Regions from separate parts of the Homo sapiens genome. Here regions 1 and 2 are each linked to region 3. Evidence: chromatin contacts called from ENCODE Hi-C or POLR2A ChIA-PET data. All regions are on one chromosome and are shown on one strand. Each heading gives the region's core, a stretch centred on a gene start or an enhancer-like site at or near the end of the contact. The rest is flanking DNA. Distances are from core to core; before and after follow the strand shown.

Region 1 (5,069 bases), core at 772-3,271, 280 kb before region 3:
GCTAATTTTGTATTTTTAGTAGAAATGGGGTTTCACCTTGTTGGCCAGGCTGTTCTTGAACTCCTGACCTCAGGTGATCCACCCACCTCAGCCTCCCAAAGTGCTTAAATTACAAGCATGAGCCACCACACTGGGCCACGTCAGGGACTTTTTACGTGCAAGCAGAGGGTACCGAGCTCAAACTAGCTCAAACAATAAAGGGAAGTTATTTCATATAAATGAAAAGTTTAGAGGTATCTGGCTTCAGGTGACATTTGAACCAGAAGCTTAAATATGTCAACAAGAACAGGTGGATGGAATGCCTGATTAACCTCACCTAGACCACGTAAGTCCCAGGATCATATGAGAAATTCAAATAGAAATAAGGGATATTGGAAAAGGGGAATGAAGACAATAGATGCGTAACAGGGGCCGACAAAAAAAATCACGACAATATCCAAAAGGGGACAAAGATATGTGATATGAAGTCCAAATGATCCCAGTCATAGCTGGACTATGTCCACTTGATTGAGTACAGTTGGAATGGAGATCTTGCTTTGGGGTTGAAGCCAGAGGGAGCTCTGGGACTTTTTGTTTGACAACTGCCCCTGGATAATTCATACCTGTGCCCTGAACATTCTTCCTACCTGTTCAGAGGGCAGGGCTATATTCTTGGGGTGGCCTGGACTCCACTGGAAAGCCCAGCATGCTGGACAGTTCTGCTATTTTAAGAGCATGTGAGAAGTAGAGGGAGCTGAGACAGCTGCCCAGCTAGGAAGAAGGTCTAGGAGCCAGACCTTCCCCGTGGGCAGCCGTCTTCCTTTGAAAGCTGGTCGGTGGTCAGGACCCTGGTCCCTGTCCTCTGTTCCTCACAGTCGGTAGACTCAAAGCTCTGCTTATTCTTCTTCACAGATGCTGTCTCTTCCTCTACCCACCCATCTCTGCCTCTACTCACCACTGCCATACCTCAGCTCCCGTGTGAATTGCCTTGTGCCTGGGCCGTGGCAAGGGTCTATAAGCTTGCCTCCCAAGCTTGCTCCCCACCTGCCCCCGCACATCCTGTGCCCTGTGCTAGGGAACTCACCCCTGACAACAGTTTTGGCATATCATTCTCCCACTCCAAGCCCCTAATCCAAATTCAAATGTCACCTCCTCTGAGACCCCTTCACTGCAGTGATCATTCCCACTCTGAACCCCAAACGGAATGTCCATCCTGCCCAGTTGGAACTGATCAGGTTTTCCTGCTTTCCATTGTTACAGTTTCAAGCATCTTTGGTCTCTTTACTCTGATGATGTGATCCTGGACGATAGAGATTTACATGTCTAACTATGACTCAGTATACAGCTCTATACCCCATAAGTAGTAGATAAACAAATAATACTAATTCCTTGAGGTTAGCCTCTTTAGCTTCAAATCTTGGCCAATTAAAACTTCCTTATCGTCATATCTTTAAATCTCTAGAAATGTAGGTTTGAATTTTGAAATAGGAAGAAGATAAATGGAAGATATTTTCCCGCCCCATTCTTGCAATTAATTTTCCTTGTCTGCTTGAGTATATACCAGCATTGATATCTACCTCTGACTTAATTTACCAGAAGGTGCTCTAAAAACCTAACCAATGTGCATCTCTACAATTCAAACGGGCATATGGTTCAAAACACCAAATTTGTCATGTCTCTAGTGTGCTGAGCTCAGAGGAGTATTTCAAAAAACAAAACACACACACTCAACATGGGTTGAGGGACAGGACATTTTAAATGAGAGTTTTTAAAGCATCAAAAATATCACAGGTGTGTTCTTTCTTGATGCTTACCCATTTAACTATTCTGTAGTTATGGGACCAAAATTCATCCCATGAGCTCAGCATTCCTGCTCTTGAAAAGGGCTGTGTGGGGCTGGACGGATAGTTAGGACTTACCTGAGCAGGAATAAGTTTTCAATGGTACAGGCAGATGCTTTGGGAATCAGGAAGTGACCTGCTCCTCCTTGAAATGACTCTGGGCTGGGGCAATGGTGACACTGCCACCTCATGGGATCTGGGGTTACCTGGTGGAGGAAAGACGCAGGATGAAGAGAACCAGGTATAACCCTGCCACTTGGAGTTTTTCCTACAACTTGGGCTGGTGAAATGCTGAATCTCAGTTTATGTTCAAAATAAATGAAACCTCATTCTATTACCAAAATAAACTGCTCACATGTGATGTTGATAATGAGACAGCCAGACAGAAGCTGCCTTCATACCAAAACAAGTGAATCAGGTGGTAGGAATAAATGAACAAAGGGCAAGGCATTGTCACTGCCCCTTTCCTTCAGCAGTAGAAAGACTGACTAGAAAATTCATACGTAAAGAAAAAGACCTTTTTTTCTGTTGTTACAACCTGAAACGCCATGGAATTATTTGATAGAGCCTTTTTTGGAGAGAGGGTGTGGGCAGACATGGTAAGGGCAGATCCTGTGTCTGTCTGTGTCAGGGGCAGTATTTGCGTTTGCCAAAATGTTTATGCAGACACAGAGAGGAGGGGACTAAGCTATTTGGCCCTGTGACACCAAAAAATTATAATTGTTGTTATTGGAATGAATTGTGTTATGTGTTAAAGTCCTAACTCCCTGCACCTCGAGATGTGGTTGCATTTAGAAATAGGGTCTTTAAAGAGGGAAAATGAAATGATCTCATATGGGTGGGCCCTAATCCATGGTGTCCATGATATCTGGTGTCCTTGTAAGAAGAAGTTAGGATGTAGACAGACACAGAGGGAAGACCTGTGAAGATGGAAGACCTGTGAAGATGTCACAGGAAGGTGATCATCTGCAAGCCAAAGAGAGACACCCTTAGAAGCAACCACCCCTGCTGACATCTTCATCTTGGGCTTCTAGCCTCCAGAACTGTGAGATAATAAATTTCTGTTGTTTAAGCCACCCAATCTGTGGTCTTTGCAGTCCTAGCAAACCGTAATTGTTAAACAGGAGCAGAGGGAGGCAGACTTACTATGGAGAAACACAATATCGGGGCAGCACTGTGTTTTATTGTGAATGAATAAAGGAAATAATCCATTCATTTCTTCAGCACATACTTTATTTCTGATCTTTAGAGGGTGGCATGTAGCAGCTGGGAGAGGCTCTCCCTTTCATTGTCCCCAGCAGAGAATAGGAAACATGCTGTGTGGGCTTAAAAACTTCTGGCCACCAGCCACTGGCACCCTGTCTCTGGGAAGCAAGGATAAATCTGGTGATCCACTGATCACTGAGCACTTAACAATGATCACTGGAATGATATAACTATTATCTTTTCATATTTCTACCAGACTTAACCTTGCAGGGTCAGTATCATCCCTGAGCTTTAAGTTCTCAGCTTGTATATAACCTTGGATGAAACTGTGAATGTTCAATCTGGATAAAATAATTAATGTCTTTTTATTGCCCCTTTCAGAAACACACAAGGTCCTTGTTGGCCTCATGCATGGAGTATGGACAAGTAGCTCTTTACTTAGCTGGTCTTACAAGCTGCTTTGCAAATGTATCTGGCAGGTGGTGCAGTGCATGGGGGAGGGCCCGCAGTCTGTCCCTGGAGGCTCAGCTGAGTATCTCTGGCTAAAGCATCATCTCAAAGGCTTGAGAAGCCTAAGCTCCAGCCCCCACCCCTTCTTGAGCTGATTTCTCCCTCCTGACTCATGTCTGCTGCCTCATTTGTGTTACTGTGCAAATGTTTAGCCAAGAAGCCATACCAGGCCGAGTGCCTATTTATGACCGCCTCAGGAGTTTACAGTCCAGGCACTGAGGCAGCATTCCATGCCTAGCCTCTGGTCAAATAAGGACAAAGTGAACCACACCTTCCCTTCTTGGCAGTGAAGCAGGGGCAGTTAGAATGCTGTGTGCTGGGTGCAAAAGCCTCCCCCAGGCAGGGCCAATTCTTTCCTAGCTTCCCAATGACCTTGAAGTTGTAGCAACATAAATTAGAAGAAAAGAGTGTAGAATATTTGTGACATGACTCAGGATGCTGGGGGAGAAGAGGGCTGCTTGTTTGGTTCCCTTTCTGGGCTTCTGTAGGAAGTGGATTATGAATTCTCATTGGTCTAAGAGAAAAAGCACTTTTGCCATTGTGCATGTCCTGCTTGTCAGCAGGGAGCCTCGTAGAGAAAAACCCTCGAAGAAGGGCATGTAACAATACAGTCTGAGACACACACATGTGTGCACACACATATGCACATACGCCCAAAAAACAACCCAAAGGAATGCAGACACAGCTACCATCCTGGGAGAACCACCACGGCAGACACCAGCCTCAACGTGAGGATTTGGAAATAAAGGTGGCTGGGGTAGGGTTTCTCGTTTTAAGAGACTGAAAGTGTGCTTGCAATCAACCAGAAAATTTGAATTTGTTCTCTGCAAGCCTTTCCTCTTAGCCTTGTCAGGAAACACAAAAGCTCCCCAGACTCAGCTCCTGGCCAGGAGGAGTTGCAATCCGATGTGGTGGTGGTGGGCTGGGGAGGTGTACAATTGCACATAAAAGCGTTCATTGACAATTCAAGACCAGAAGAATAGCAGGGATAGTCAGCACTGTGGGCAGGGTCTGGTGACCAGATGGGTCAGACCCTTCCAGAAATTCTGAAGTTTTGCTTCTCCATTTGCTTAATAGGTGATAACCTAATGTCTAAGCAGCTAGACCTCCTGTGTGTAAACCCCCAGGGAGCAGGGTGTCTGGTGGAAATAGTGTCAGCCATGACTGTGCCATCCGCTAGCCCTTTCCCGGAGCTCCAGCTCTCTGTAGAATGGGCCTCATGCTACCAGCTCTGTGTACCTGAGGGGGTGGCTAAAAGGAGAAAGCTAACAAAATAAGGGGCAGCATGGTGCTTGGCACACCATAAGTGTTTTACAAGGCATTGGAAGGTGAGAAGGTAAACGATCTTCTGTGTCCTCACAGAGGACCCTATACAATAGCACTCAGCAAATATTTGCATGATCGTGATGGTGTGGGCTTTAAATAAATCCCTCTGGGGTGGGGAGGGAGGATGCTTCTTCATAAGATAAATATTTATAGCTACAGTGAAAGAGCAGAAGGAAAAGGAAATAGGCCATGGGGCTCCCTAGGCTT
Region 2 (4,586 bases), core at 725-3,224, 330 kb before region 3:
GCCTGAGAGTCTCTCATCCTTCCCTGTCCCCTGCTTGCGCTGAAGTTGCTTGTTCTGAAGTAGCTGTCACTTTTGAAGCCAAAGGGTTTTGGGTGGGGCTGCAGGGTTTCACCACTCATGGTCAATCTGGAGACTCTGTCTCTTCCAGACACTCCCAGGCTTGGGTGAAATGTCATACTAAAGGACAGAGGAGTTGATTTCAGGGGAGACTGGGGAGACATGGGTAAAGATAAGGCAATATGGAAGCGTGGGGCGGTAAAATCTCCAATGGGTGAATATTGACCAATGTTCTGTTCTCTCTTGATACATTGCTTCAGGGTAGAGTTTCTCCATGTAAGATGTCCTGTGTGGTCCAATGGATGCTCTTGTCAAGTGACCAATGTGTCCCTTTGTGGCTTCACACGAAGCAGTAGTCAATGTAGGAGCCCACCCGTGTTTTATTTCTTCTCATTCTTTCTGTTTTTTTTTCTTTCCCTTTTCCCTCATTCCCAATGCCTAGGGATTGTACCTCCTACTTAAAGCACCAGCACTTGATCCCTGCCTCAGGCTCTGTTTTCTAGGAAATTGAGTCTATACATATTTTATTTCAAACTCTTGCCAACATTTTGACTCAGGCAGGTATTTTTGTTGTTGTTGTTATTGATCATATTTTAGAGATGAAAAAGCTAAGGCCCAGAGAGTTTAAGCGACTAGCCCAAGACTACATTCATTCATTCATTACTTCATTTATTTAGCAGACATTTTTCAAACACTGTCTGTGTGCCAGGCACTGTTCTATGTGCTGGTGGTGACTAAGAGAGACAAGGTTATGCCTTCATGAAACTTAAATATGAATTGGTGGAGACAGATGGTACATAAGTAAATACATCAATCAACAAATTAGGGCAGTGGTAAATTATATTATTCTATTCTATACAACAGGGTTTTGTGTTAGAAAGTGGAGGGAAGGCAAGGAGAGCTAATTTATAATGTGATCAGGACAAGCATTTCTGAAGAGGTGACACATGAGCTGACGCCAGGGCTAGGTTAGAACTTCTAGAGGCTCTAAAAACTCATAGTTCCCCATCCCTGCTTGTGTATTGTAATTCGAATAGAAACAGTACCATGTTGTGTAATGAAGTCCAACATAGAAGGTGCCTGGTAAATATCTGCTAAATGAATGAATTAATGAACAAATGACAGATTCTTATTTTCCCCATGATGACTACTTGGATTTTAAAAATATATATCAAATTTCAAATTCTCCTCCCAACCCCCCAAAAAAACCTTTTTCTGGGAGAGTGTTCCCTATTGAGTAATGCAGTATTTGTTAAGGGTGAAATGATTAGCAGACTACAGACACTTTTAGGACATTGTAGGCAGAGGGAACAGCATGTACAAAGACAATGAAGTATGAACCAGCCTGAGTGACTTAAAGGAACAGAAAGATAGGCTGATGTGTCTGGGGAGTAGCAAGTGAGAGGGAGAGAGGTGTGAGATGGGGTAAGAGAGATGGCAAAAGCCAGATGATACAATCTTGAATTCCATGATGAGGGGTTAGGATTTTATTTTAAGGGCAATAGGGAGCCATAGGAAGATTTTTAGCAGGTGAGCGACATGATGAAAGTGATTGCTAAGTGGTAATTCTAAGTCTAGAACTCAAACCTCTGACTCCTGGACCTAAGTATTTCTATACTAAGCAGGTGTCAGAATTGGAACCAGGGGCTAAAGTCTGAGGCTCCCACTCCTGTGATAGAGTGAAGCCTAGCTTCATAGTCGTGTCTTGTAATATGAGGCCTTCAGATGACGCAACAATATGTCTCCAACTGTACCCTGTTTCCTGGCAATAGATAGTATGAGACAGACTCATGAAAGCACATCTGCTCAATTGGGCCTGTGTTGTTCCATCTATAGACTGGGACTGATGTAACCTCTCACCCATATAGGGAGGTGGTGGAGTGGTGACTCACAGGTCATCAGGACAGGAAGCATGTGATGTTGGGACTGCTGAGAATCACCAGTGGTTCTCATCAGTCTGAATACTCCAGTCGTCAGAACAGCAACATCTATCCTGTCATTAAAGAAGTGAACATTATGGAGAAAGTGCTTCATCCAGTGTAAGAGGGCTATGTGGTTATGTGCAGTAACAAGGGAAAGGCCAGCAGGAGTCTCATGGTTTTAAACATCATCCAGAAAAATGGCAGGGAAAGACTGGTAACCACCATCTGATGAGTAAAGTTTTATTCTGTTACTGTTTGTTGCTTTTGCCTGAAAAGGATGGAGGATTTTCTTAAATGGGACACCTTTGCGAAGAATTCTGAGATTCTCAATAAATGGGCACGTCAGTGCATATGTCGGGGGTCACTATTCTGAGGAGGATTCAGGACTTATCCATAGGCTTGAAGCTTTTCTCTCCCTTTCCCTCCCAACTTCCATTTTCTTAAAAGAGAACTCCAGTCTGGAGACACAAGCTCCTGTTTTCTCAGCGATGCCTCTCTCCAGGGAGGAGAGTGGGACCAGGCAGTTCTTGAGGCCTTTGGTAATTCATGCACCTTGTGCTTTTGCACCGTAAGTGCACGAATTCCCAACACTGACACAGCCATCCCCTTAACTCCCTAGCCTGTACCCCAGAGCAGCTGTGCTTTCTTCTGGCTCTGCAGATATCAATTCCTAAATAGGATGCCTTGAGGACATCAGAGAGACTGCCCCCTCCAGCTGATCACTTATGTGACATTTTGATGTTATTAATGTGTGTTCATCTGCTCCCTTCCTTCTCCCAAAAGGAGACAGGGAGAGAAACATTATTGAATAGAAATGCGGGGACCCACGGAGTGAGCATGCAGGAGGGGGAAGGGAGAGAGGAAATTTAAACTGGAGAGAGGTTGATGGAGCTGAGGGACGTGGAGAGGACTCCAAGGGGAGTGGGTAAACGACAGTTTGTGCATCACAAATCACACCTTCTCTCGAGTCCAACTGTTTCACCATCCTGCCCCCACCAGCCCGGCGCCTCTTAGCAATTCCCCGGCTGTCAGCTCTCTACCTGCTTGGCTCTGGCTGCTCTGCTCAGAGCTGCTCCCCTGGGCCTCCCTGGCTTGTCAGTGGGCTGCGTCAGCATCACGCCACACTGTCTCCCGTTGGCCCGGTGATCAACGCCTGACGGGCCGGCCCTCTCTCCCCTCTCAGCTGGGGCCAATGGGAGTCAGGGGAAGGTTTTGGTTACAAACGAAAATAAAATAAATAAGTCATACTCCTGCACTCAGGAGTCTGGGAAGAACGTCTTCATGGCCTCATAAATAATCTTTCCTTTTAAATCTGTCCTTCTTCTTCTAGATGTGCCTCCCACCCGCCCTCCACCCCGGCCCCCTTGGGCTGCCCCTTACAGTGCAGGGAATACAAAATGAGAGGCTTAGATTTAGACTTGGTGTTGGTAATAGCACCTCCCACAAAGGCATTTGTACCGTGTGTGTGTGTGTGTGTGTGTGTGTGTGTGTGTGTGTGTGTGTGCGCGCGCGCGCGCACGCAGGAGCACATGCACAGAAGCCAGCAAGATAGAATTCATGACAGTGTTATACTGATCCCACCCTGACTCATGGTCTTCTGACTTTTGCAACAAGTCACCCAGCCCCCTCCCAGGTTACCCCTCGACCCTGTCTTCCTACCCCAAAGCTCTCAGTTTATTTATTTCTTCCCATTACAGGGAAGCTTAAATGTGGGGATTAAATGGACTACCCTATTTTAAGATGCCTAGAAGTTTTTCTTAAAATCCATATCTATATCTCTCTTTATTGGACATTTAATTAAAGTTCATTCACTTTGAATCTTCTGCTTAAGACATTGTCCTCTTTTTCAAAACATATACCTTAAGGTAGGGGGTGTTATTAATCTCGTACCTTGAATGTGAATAAAAGTGCTTGAAAATTGGACCTCAGAGGGTCAGGAGAGATGGCCAGAACTCCTGAAGACCCCGTGGTTGTGGGGAGGAGGGGTGCATGCTAGAGAAAGTCTAGGGGGCTTTGCTGGATTGCCTAGGGTTGCCCAGGAGCTTTCCTAAGCATGATTCATCTTGGTCATCAGGCGGGTGTCCTCTGAGCAGATGCCGTGGTGGCATGAGGAGACAACCATGGGCACAGGGGCCAAAGAGTTAGAGGGGAGCTGGGGAGGAGAAGCATTGAGAAATTAATGCTCAGTGCACGAGAGGCCCCCAAAGTGGTCAGTTTTTTCTTGAAAAGTCTTCATTTTAGACCAGGGTGGGCAACCTTCCTTGGCCACTCCTCCCACACTCCCTTCCTTGCCTCACTCCAATGCACACTGCATGAAGAGAGTGGGAGTTTGCCCTCTATTGACTGCGTCCAGAGAGGGTCATCTGACCAGTCTTCTGGTCTGTTAAGGGGTCCAGGTGCCTGGTGTGCTACGTGAGGTTAAGAAGAAAGAAGAGAATGTGAAAAGATTAGATTTTTGGAAATGTTGCCCAACTTCTGCCAGATGGGAACATTGAAGGCACTACATGGCCATGGGCTTTCCTCTGAGAAATGCCAAGATGGAGCCATGTTGGTTCAGAAGGACAGACAGGCAAGATATCTGCTGCCATTTAATCATTATCTAGGAAG
Region 3 (4,665 bases), core at 2,006-4,505:
TGTTCTTATGCTGCTAATAAAGACATACCCGAGACTGGGTAATTTATAAAGGAAAAGAGGCTTAATGACTCATAGTTCTATGTGGCTGGGGAGGCCTCACAATGGTGGTAGAAGGTGAGGAGGGGCAAAGTCACGTCTTACATGGTGGCAGGAAAGAGAGTGTGGCAGGGGAACTGCCCTTTATACAACCATCACATCTCGTGAGACTTATTCACTATCATGAGAACAGCACGGGAAAGACCCACCTCCATGATTAAATTACCTCCCACTAGGTCCCTCCCACCACACGTGGGAATTATGGGAGCTACAATTCAAGATGAGATTTGGGTGGGGACCCACAGCCAAACCATATCAGAAGGAGGTTGGAGAAGACAAATATTAAGGTTTAGTATACTAATTTTACTACTTTACTGAGCCTCAGTTTCTGCCCAGTAGTCCATGATCTCTGTATGGGTACAGAGTACCCATAATTCTAAGTATCTTTTTGGAAGAACAAACAAGATATTCTCCTTTTATGATATCAGAGTAAAAGAAAATAGATATATCAGTAAGGATCTGCTAAACTGCAGTAATAAACAATCCCTAAATCTCAGTGGCTTAACCCAATACCTTCTGCAGGGATCGGCAGGGGAGTCTTCCTACCATAGTCAGGGAGCCTGGCTGACGCAGGCTTTATCTCACCATGTGCTTACCTGATCACAGCAGCTGCAGACAGAAAGCATCACAAACTATGCACTGGCTCTTAACACTTCTGCCTGGAAGTCATGTACAACCCTTCCACTCACATTTCTTTGTACAACACCTGGTCACACCTAACTTCAAAGAAGTTGAAGAAGTACAATCATATCACGAGACCAGAGGTAGAAAGTCATACAGATTTGAGACTACACAAGTGATTTCCACAATCACATTTTGATAACAGTCAATATTGAGTTGATATTTAAATTATAACTATGATCATTAAGAATTTTTGAAGGAAATAGTGATGGAAAGATAGTGTGGAATGCATGCCCTGAAAATGTGGGGAATAATAAATTAGATCTCATGATACCAAATCTTCAGAAGACGAGTCACATTAATGGTTTCCATTCTGTGTCGTGGAATGTCCCAGACACTTTTATAATGGGTAAGGGGTTGGGCTCCAGGCTCCTTTCCTTTTCTGTCCTCAGCTTTGTTCATCTGCTTTATTTGGTGTGTGGGGTGCATGTTTGTGTGTGTGTGTGTGTGTTTTTGATGAATTTTTGTTTCTCAGCACCCATTCCTCTCTTCTAACAGCTCCCAAATTTCCATGTGAAGAATTACACCCTTCATATTGTATAAAGCCTCAAGATGTCCTGACTATAAGCCACACAGGCTATTGGTTTCTACGAGAAGCTCTCACCACCTAGGTACAGCCAAACATGTGACCCCAGCTTAATCAGACTCTCTCCCCTTAGAGTTTGACCCTCACACCAGCAACTACAATGGCAAAAGAAAAGGTAAAAGTTCGTTGCCACTTTGGTTGTGCAGTATTAAATTATTTTTCAAAATATGGCTTTATGTTTGATCCCCAATCTAAGGAATCAAGCATTTGCCTGATGGTCAAATATCTGAATCCAGATAGTTCCTATTGACTATTTGGCAGGAATGTTATATCATTAGCCGTATTTAAACTCATAAATATCAGCCATGAAGATTGAGGAGATGGTGCCAGGATGATACAAATTATTCGTGGAAAATGGTGTCACTGTTGTGCAGAAAGGGCACAACCCTAAAAAGCACCTTATTCAAAGTCAGTAAGTGTGTGAGACAATGTTCTTTCTCTTCATCACAGAGAGAATTACCTGTATATTCAAAGCCTCATGCTTACATCCTCCCTTCAATCAGGTGCAAGCATTAGTATCTTTCAAGTGAATTTCCTTATGCTTTAGTTAGCTCATTAATTTATCTTGCCTACAACGAAATAACCCTAAGTGTATAAAGATTTATCAAGGTACGTTTTTATTTTCTTGCTTGTTTTTTTGCAAAGAGTTCCATGCTAAAATATTAAAGTTTGGACCAAATGATTTTAGATATTGCTCCTAGTCTTATGCTTTTAAGCTTAAAAAACAACAGAAGAAAATGCGTTTTGCAGATCTGGCAGCTGACTCAATGCAAATGTTACCACCAACAGGAACCACAAAGAAACCTAGGTCAGTAATATGATCATGTAAAAGATGTCTCAATATCTTTCCCACCATCTTCCTGCACTGGCCTGTGAAATTTAACTCTTTCTTAATATTTCTTAAATGACATTTTTCTTAAATGTTTCTAAACATTTAAAAGCTGCAGCCTTGCTGCATGTTCTGGAGCTGTGTGATACGGGTTTTCCTTGTAAACCTCACTGTATGCTTCTCTCCGTGATGACGAATAGGAACATTATCTCCTGCACTTACTGACTTTGAATGAGGTGCTTTTTAGGGCTGCGCCCTTTCTGCACAACAATGACACCATTTTCCATGAATAATTTGTATCATCCTGGTACCACCTTTACAATCTTCATGGCTGTTATTTCTGAGTTTAAATATGGCTAATGATATAACATTCCTGCCAGACTGTAGGAAATACCTGGATTTAGATATTTTGGCATCAGGCAAACACTTGATTCCTTAGATTGGGACTCAAACAAAAAGCTGAAAAGCTATCTTTGGAAAACAATTGAATGCAGGAATCATAAACATCATAATGAGCTGAGGGTAGACCATGCATTCCTCTCACTAGAGTGGGTAGTTGGTATCTCATTAGGACTGTTGCATGTCTTAAGAGTTCTAGCTGTGTGCTCTGTTTGGGATTCCTGTTATTGTACGGGTTGCAAAGAGTTAACATGCATTTTCTCTGTGATCTATCCAATGTGTACTTATTTTGTTTATAGGACCTTGCCACCTCACCATAATGTTTATAGGTTTTCTTGATGATTTCATTGCCTCTAGGGAATGTACTGCATCTCACCTCTTGCACATTACTCTTCTGTGGGAATCTGAACATTCTGTGTCTTGCGCTGCCCAGAGGAGTCTACATTCCACTCCTGCCTTCTGCTGAGTCCCCATGCTGAAAGCCCACCTGCTTCAGTAATTCTCCAGTCTTCCCCTTCCTGCCCCCCTCACTTGATTATTGATGAGCTTTCTTGAGCTGCCACCACCCCATTAAATAACCCAGTTCTGCACTTGGTGAATGGTTTCCCACTCTCTGCAAAATAGGCACTTCTCCCTACTTGTCCAGAAAGCAGTCTGGTCGCTGCTAGGAAGGCCTGGCCTCTTGGCAGAGGGCCATAGGAAGAACATCACCCCAGCACTGAAAACCAGTTTTTTGGTGTGTAAATGTTTTGCTTGTTTGTCTGCTTTGTTTTTTAGCTTTAAAAACATCACTCGGCCATGGGAAAGGCAGGTATATTTTGATTGCTACCAGCAAGGCATGGAAACACTACTTCTGTGCGTTCTCAACATGGATCACTCTTAGAATTAGGTAAGAGAGCTGAATAAAGAGAGTTTTGCAGAAGAAGGGATTTGCGGAGAATATAGAACAAAGTTCCAGTGCAAGAGGGTTGAGGAAATCAGAAAGCAACTAGTTTTCTAAATTAAAGGGAAACCACATACAGACTCTGGATGAATTCAAAGGCATTTAAAGGCTGGGCTTTTTTTCTTTAAGTATCATTTTCATTTGCACAGATTTCCCAAGCAATCCACCTGGCTGACTTTACTCTTCTCTCATCCATATGGAGGTCTCTGGCTAAGTCCAAGGAGCTATAAACAAAAAAATACAAATAAGAACTGTGTAAACAGGAAGTCAGGCTCCCAAGCGAGAAATGTGTCTAGTAAACGATGTGACAACACTAAGGAGTCATTGTAGCACTCCTTGCTCTGATCTTATCCAGCTCTTTCATTTCTGTAAATGTGCCTGCGTAAACCAGCACCCCAGCCAACAGCCTATTGCAGGGGAAAGACACCTGCCTAGCCTCCCTCTTATTCCTCCATCACTTAGTCTGTCCCGAGATGTCATTGTCAGGCATTGGAAATTACAGAGTCAATCTGCCCTGCCTGTGATGGACTCCGTGTGAATACATCTCTTATGTGTGTTTCACACGCACGATCTGGTCAACACCCAGTGTTCTTTTTTCTCCTCCCTCCTCCCATCACCATCATCCACACGTGGCCATTCACCTCACAGTCTGGTATCTGGGGCCAACCTTACCTCTCAGGGGAGAGACTGATTTGATTTGCTCTTCACCCTGAACAAGGAGACCTTTCATTTAAAAAGGGAAGATGCTTTATTTCCCTGTGAATTAGAATAATGAAATATTTCTTGTAAACCTGGGAATTAAAATGGAGACAATATGAGTCCTTCAGTTTCTTTTATTGGTCTTCAGAGGTGAACGTGGGAGCAGTTGTAAATATGCATCAGGGTATCTCCTGGTCTGATGGTATTGAAACTCCATTCACAGCAATGCTAAGTGTCGCTGCCGGATTTGTCTCCAAGAGCTCCCTCCCATTTCTTCCCACCCTCTACCTCGCTTCCAGCTCCCTACCCTGGTTACAGTGACTTTGAAACTAGTAAGAAGCATTTTGAGGTGACACTCGAGTAGCTGTGTGGTCTGGAATGCATTATAATGTTATGTCTCAATTACAATATTCTTTGGTTGATACACAAGGC

Evidence for each region. Hi-C counts contacts between places; a loop is a spot of excess contacts on that map. ChIA-PET counts read pairs that join two places held with the same protein, here RNA polymerase II (POLR2A). Pooled maps may share reads with other maps.
Region 1: a map of PC-3 shows a loop between it and region 3 (5-fold over the local background). The contact joins the promoter of LINC01802 here to the enhancer-like site in region 3. A Hi-C loop is called at or near these places in 6 of 168 maps with a recorded cell type or tissue (IMR-90, PC-3, ascending aorta and 3 more) and 13 of 50 pooled maps. POLR2A ChIA-PET finds 5 or more read pairs at or near these places in 1 of 52 experiments (AG04450).
Region 2: a map of IMR-90 shows a loop between it and region 3 (12-fold over the local background). The contact joins two enhancer-like sites. A Hi-C loop is called at or near these places in 2 of 168 maps with a recorded cell type or tissue (IMR-90 and Panc1) and 5 of 50 pooled maps. POLR2A ChIA-PET finds 5 or more read pairs at or near these places in 3 of 52 experiments (CD8-positive, alpha-beta T cell, WTC11 and activated CD8-positive, alpha-beta memory T cell).

Annotation. Positions count from the first base shown.
Region 1 is chr2:207,257,397-207,262,465 of GRCh38, reverse strand. LINC01802 (long intergenic non-protein coding RNA 1802) reads right to left here and starts at 2,021. Exons shown (of 3, transcript NR_146973.1): 1 at 1,899-2,021.
Region 2 is chr2:207,308,964-207,313,549 of GRCh38, reverse strand. No RefSeq gene overlaps it. Among named protein-coding and RNA genes, the nearest start is that of MIR1302-4, 42 kb to the right of the region's middle. RefSeq lists an enhancer at 2,445-3,194. Within about 2 kb of position 1,974, at least 10 of the 41 ENCODE cell types and tissues checked have a DNase peak (open chromatin) inside an H3K27ac peak, as active enhancers do.
Region 3 is chr2:206,981,948-206,986,612 of GRCh38, reverse strand. No RefSeq gene overlaps it. Among named protein-coding and RNA genes, the nearest start is that of CPO, 45 kb to the right of the region's middle. RefSeq lists a silencer at 4,626-4,665. Within about 2 kb of position 3,255, at least 3 of the 41 ENCODE cell types and tissues checked have a DNase peak (open chromatin) inside an H3K27ac peak, as active enhancers do; they include PC-3 and dorsolateral prefrontal cortex, where a contact is called at or near this core.